Linked DNA regions of Homo sapiens: region 2 is linked to region 1. Evidence: read pairs that join two places in POLR2A ChIA-PET (ENCODE). Cell type or tissue: PC-9. All regions are shown on one strand. Links, peaks and the distances in the headings refer to the core of each region. The heading gives the core; the rest is flanking DNA.

What was found. Peaks named below come from ENCODE experiments on the same cell type or tissue, not always from the same donor. Only the 100,000 strongest peaks of a DNase experiment are listed, where the experiment ranks them.
Region 2: POLR2A ChIA-PET joins it to region 1 with 5 read pairs; 1 of 35 experiments calls an interaction of 5 or more read pairs at or near these places.

What each region holds. Positions count from the first base shown.
Region 1 is chr1:94,667,745-94,670,657 of GRCh38, forward strand. The region is part of intron 3 of SLC44A3-AS1 (SLC44A3 antisense RNA 1); the gene reads right to left. Among named protein-coding and RNA genes, the nearest start is that of MIR378G, 77 kb to the right of the region's middle. RefSeq lists an enhancer at 435-1,192. In PC-9, for the core only: no CTCF peak of the experiment used is centred there; no DNase peak of the experiment used is centred there; H3K27ac peaks cover 1,348 bases.
Region 2 is chr1:96,369,445-96,372,357 of GRCh38, forward strand. All of the region lies in intron 1 of LINC01787 (long intergenic non-protein coding RNA 1787), which reads right to left. Among named protein-coding and RNA genes, the nearest start is that of LINC01787, 3.2 kb to the right of the region's middle. In PC-9, for the core only: no CTCF peak of the experiment used is centred there; a DNase peak (open chromatin) is centred at 1,547; H3K27ac peaks cover 676 bases.

The DNA.
Region 1 (2,913 bases), core at 144-2,643:
GGTCAGGCAGTTATTAAACTGTCTGTCCAAAACAATTGGTCAAAGCCAGCAGCAGGGAAAGGTGGTCTCCCAATAGATAGAAAACACCTGAAGCTGGTGATCAGCTGCTGTCAATAAGATCTCAGGAGCTGGGTGAGTGGAGTCAAGCATGCGCATGCTAAGAGGCAAAATGGCAGTTTAGCTGGGATATGACCTTCCTCTAGGAACACTCTACTGGTAAGAGAACAACGCCTCAAGTGAGCATGCGCAAAAATTCAGCAAACACACTGTGGCTGGGGCCCCTCCCAAGTTCTGGGAGGCCGCTGCACATGTGGACGTCCCATCCCAAAGGAAGAATCAGGGCAGAAGAGACACAAGAGCCCGGAAGCATGCCAACATAAAAAAACCCAAGTTTACATTTGGATCTCTCAAGTTGTCCTCTTGGCCCTCTTCCAAGCGTACTTTACTTCCTTTCATTCCTGCTCTAATACTTTTTAATAAACTTTCACTCTTGCTTTATAACTTGCCGTGGTCTCTCATTCTGCCTTATGCCCCTCAGACGAATTCTTTCCTCTGAGGAGGCAAGAATCAAGTTGCTGCATACTCATATAGATTTGCTGCTGCTAACGAAACCAAGCGTATGATTCTTTCTTCTTTTTTGCAGCTGTGAGGAGTTTTAGCCAATTCAAAAACATTGTTCACCATAACTTGAAATTCTCATTTGGATTTGACCAAATAAGGTAGAGTTGGTCGAATCCAATGTGAGAAAGACTAAAATAATAAGGAAACAACAAAACAACAACAACAACAACAAAACCAATGCGATTACTGAGCACTTTAGTGTTAAAAGGAAATTAAGATCAGCTGGTTGTCAATCTTAACTCTTAGTCATTAAGCAGGATTTTCAAGACAAAACTCCAATTCAGCTACTTACCTAGGAGTGGCGCCCAGGCTCAATACTCCTCTCTACCATTTTAGAAGCAGTAAAATACTCAAACTCACCTTCCCTGTTGGATACAAGCTGAAACTCCAGAAAGGAGTTGCCTGCCATCCATTGTCATGGAAACAGGAAAACTCGCCTTTTTTGTTGGAAGTGAGTAAAACTCCAGAAAAGGAGTTGTACTTCAAAATAAACCTTAGATCTCAACCAAATTTGGGGTGATCAGGGATTCTCCAGAGGGAGTTGCTCCCAGACCTCAGAAAATTGTCTTATCTTTGAGCAACAAAGATAACCTAGGCTGGAACCAAGTACTGGTAAGAGATTTGTCAAAGGTCAGGGGCACCTCCTCTCAGAGTCCCTTCCGTCAGCCGCCAATTTGTAAGCCAAAAAATATCTGAGACAGGTCTCAATCAATTTAGAAGTTTATTTTGTCAAGGTTAAGGACATGCCCAGAATAAATAAAGACAGAGCCACAGAAATAGTCTGTGGTCTGTGCCTTTCTCCAAAGGTGATTTTGAGGACATCAATATTTAAAGGGAAAAAGTGGACTGGAGGGGAAAGAGGAAGGGTATGGTAATCCCTATATTGCAAGAGAAAAGGAGCAGGTAGAGGAATAGTCAATTATGTATTCATCTTGTGCTCAGTAAATTGGCACTTTTCATAAGATAAAGTGAACATAGACTAACTGCCTGTGGAGATATTTAACCTCTTATCTGCAGCTATCTGCTCAGAAACAAAAAGAAAGGCAGCTTCTTGCATGACTCAGCTTTTAGCTTAATTTTTTTTCCTTTGGCATAGTGAATTGAGATCCTGAGTTTTTATTTTCCTTTCACACATATAATGGGGACAAATGTCTTGGAGAAATTTTGAAGATTCTTCTCTCGGAAGATTAGATTGATCATATATCCAAAGTATTCAGTACAGAGACTGGCCAGTAAACAACTGTTAAGTCCTTTCTATTCTTTTGTGTATTTCCTAGAGTGGGCAAAGAATGGAGGGGACAGGTGGTCCATTTCCCTTTTTCTAGGGTAGCTTAGCAAGACACTAGTCATAGCAATAACTCTGAACCACTCCGTTTCCTTTTCTTAGTGAAGGTTTAAATTTTGTTTGAATTTTACTAAAAGAAATGCCTTGTCAAGGATGACTTCCAGAACTAGGGTTGGCTGCTTTGATTAACATCTGCTCTGGAAAAAGCACCCACCTCAAGTTCAAAGTCATTCCCTGCTCTTTGGAGAAGATAAAGTAAGCACATGTCTTCTCTCACCAGCACAAGGAAAACTTCTCCAGGTAGAGGAAGGGTGAAGACCTCATCCTTCAATCTTTGCTTCTTGAACCACCTTCACAGATTTCACAGGGGCTAAAAAAGTCTATCTTCTCCCAGGTCAGCAAAGAAAAGCAGCATCCTTTCTCTTCTGTAGTCAACCTTCATTCAGGCTTAATGGAGTGAAAAAAATTATAACCCTCTTCTCAGAGAGGACTGTCTTTGTTAAAGAAAAGACCCTGATAAACATCTGGGGTTAGAAGGTGAGACCCTGAATCATGACTTAGCTGAAGACAAGCTCATTAGAAGATAATTAAACTTTTCTGAATTAGAATTCAATGGAACTTGAACAGAAAAGATTTATTGGGAGGGTGATGGAGAAAGAAGAAAGATGGCAAGCCACGTGGTTGAGAGGCCAAAAAACTGCTAAGAACAAGGAGGTCTGCTTCAGATTCCAAAGTCATTTGCTCTGTTCTGATGTAACTATCTCCACAGCTTCCTAACCCCTTCAGGACAGTCTGCTTTACAGGCATTCACATTGAGTACGAGTGGCTTTTTTAGTGGAAGTCAAGTGTATAGGCCAAGTCCCACATGTGGGTCACTTTGATGTAAAACAAAGACAACATCTACAGACTGAAGAGCTGAGTCAGAAACTGAACTAATTCAGTGGAAGCAGGAACTCAAAAGCCAAGGCTGACAACAAGCAAGTCTTTTTAGAATTTGTGGATATTGT
Region 2 (2,913 bases), core at 323-2,822, 1.7 Mb after region 1:
AAAAGAAAAAGAAAAAAGAAAAACCTGAAACTATTGATCAGCTTTCCAATAAGATCTCAGGAGTTGGGTGAGTGGGCTCAAGCATGTGCATTAAGGCAAAATGGTAGAGTTTAACTGATACATGTAACCTTACAGGAACACTTGACTGGTAAGAGGAAGAAAAGCCTCAAGAGAACATGCATACAACTCCAGTAAATGCCTGTGCATATGCCCCCACAACAAGCACTAGCAGGCCACTGTGCATGAGGACAGCCCATCCCAAGGGAAGAATCGGAAGAAGTAACACAAGACCCCTGAAGCATGCCAAACCCTAAGGGAAAGTCAACCTGTGCACTTGATCTTTCAAGTTGCCTGCTTGGCCCTCTTCGAAGTGCACTTTACTTCCTTTCATTTGTGAACCCCCAAGTATCTGAGACAGGTCTCAGTTAATTTAGAAAGTTTATTTTGCCAAGGTTGAGGGTGTGCGCCCGTTACACAGCCTCAGGAGGTCCTGACAACATGTGCCCAAGCGGGTCAGAACACAGTTTGGTTTTTATACATTTTAGGGAGACATGAGACATCAATCCACATATATAAGATGAATATTGGTTCTATCCAGAAAAAGCGGGACAATTCAACGCAAAGGCGGGACTACTTGAAGCGGGAGGGGGCTTCCAGGTCATAGGTAGATAAGAGAAAATTGTATTCTTTTGAGTTTCTGATTAGCCTTTCCAAAGGAGGCAATCAGATATGCATTTATCTCAGTGAGTAGAGGGGTGACTTTGAATAGAACGGGAGGCAGGTTGGCTCTAAGCAGTTCCCAGCTTGACTTTTCCCTTTAGCTTAGTGATTTGGGGGGCCCCAAGATTCATTTTCCTTTCACACATTCCTGTTCTAAAGCTTTTTAATAAACCTTCACTTCTGCTCTAAAACTTGCCTCCATCTCTCACTCTGTCTTATGGCCCTTGGTCAAATTCTTTCTTCTGAGGAGGCAAGAATTGAGGTGATTGCAGACCCATGCAGATTCACTGCCACTAACAGTATCTGAAGTACCACACTTCAGTTCTACAGTGTAAGATATTGTGCATTTATCTATCATTTGCCATTGATGTGAATGAGTTTTCAAGAACATATCCTTAGCAGGGATTGGGAGTTATAGGGAACCAAAGAAAACATTATGATACTGATGTGGACATACCACTGAAGGAGACCAAAGTAAAAACAAAGTGAACCAGCTTGATCAGCCTCTTAATAATTCTCATATTTCTCAGGGCAGGATGGGCTGTACAGCACCCCCCCCCCCCACCCCCCACTTCCTTGCATTTTCCATGATAAAGAATCTTTATCTGTTTTAACTCAGGAACTTGTATTGAAGGAAGTGGTATTATTCGCACTAGAACTAATGTTTGAAGGAGGCTATAAAATTTCCCATCCTAAAGAGGTTTAAGGATAAGTTAGTTTTGTTTTAGTCTGGGATTGTTTAAAAGAAATCTGCAAAAAGCCTGGGAGTGGGGATGCCTGTGGGCAGTTCTTCCAGCGCAGTGTTCCTCTGTTTCCTGATTGCAGGGAGCATTGAGTCATCATCTGACAGGCATAAATAATACTTGAGAAACATATCCTGTCTTTGAAAATAGATTCCATGAATTCTTCAAGTTGTGTTTTTGCATTTTTTTTTCTTTTTTTTTTGAGAAGGAGTCTTGCTCTGTCACCCAGGCTGTAGCGCAGTGGCGCGATCTTGGCTCACTGCAAGCTCCACCTCCCGGGTTCACACCATTCTCCTGCCTCAGCCTCCCGAGTAGCTGGGACTACAGGCGCCCGCCACCAACGCCCGGCTAATTTTTTGTATTTTTAGTGGAGATGGGGTTTCGCCTTGTTAGCCAGGATAGTCTTGATCTCCTGACCTTGTGATCCACCCGCCTTGGCCTCCCAAAGTGCTGGGATTACAGGCGTAAGCCACCGCGCCCGGCCTGCATTTTTACATTTTACATTTTATACTTTATCTTTCGTCACGTTTGAACAAAAAAGTGAGTGAGTAAATAAATGAACAGGTAAATTAAAGCATTTTCTTTATTTCCACCTAACTAAATACATCCATTTTACTGTTTTACTCATCTGTGTAACAAATGTGAAAAATACACAAGGAAGGGTTTTTTTTTTCCAGCATAGGCAATTCTTCAACTTTTATGTCCATAAGAATCACTCAGTAAACTTACTAAATGTGAAGATTCATGAGCCCCCTACCTAAAGATTCTGATTTAATAGATCAGCACTTTGGGATGCCGAGGCGAGTGGATCACAAGGTCAAGAGATCGAGACCAACCTGGCTAACACGGTGAAACCCCGTCTCTACTAAAAATACAAAAAATTAACCAGGCGTGGTGGTGGGCGCCTGTAGTCCCAGCTACTCGGGAGGCTGAGGCAGGAGAATGGCGTGAACCCGGGAGGCGAAGCTTGCAGTGAGCCGAGATCGCCCCACTGCACTCCAGCCTGGGCGACAGAGTGAGACTCCATCTCAACAACAACAACAAAAAAATAGATCAGGCATAAACACACAGGAATGTAAATGGTAATATCATACACACAAACTTCAAAGTTATGTCTGATGTGAGTGGTCCACAGGCCACACTTTGAGAAATATTGCTATCTAAGGGCTGTTGATTCTCTGGTCTATCATTCTGATATCAGAACCTTAAAAAATTGTGAGTTGCAATCATCCCACCTTTGGACCAGAGTCAGCCAAGTGGAAGCAAGCATTATCAAGTAAGAGAATTTCAGAGATTCGCCAAAGTGAGAAGGGACATTGCAATATCAAGACTTACTATAAAAATGTAGTAATCAAGACAGCATGATATTGACACAAAGGTTAATCGAACAATGGAAAAGAATGGAGGGTCAAGAAATAGATCGATACATGAGGAATTGATTTTTAATCAA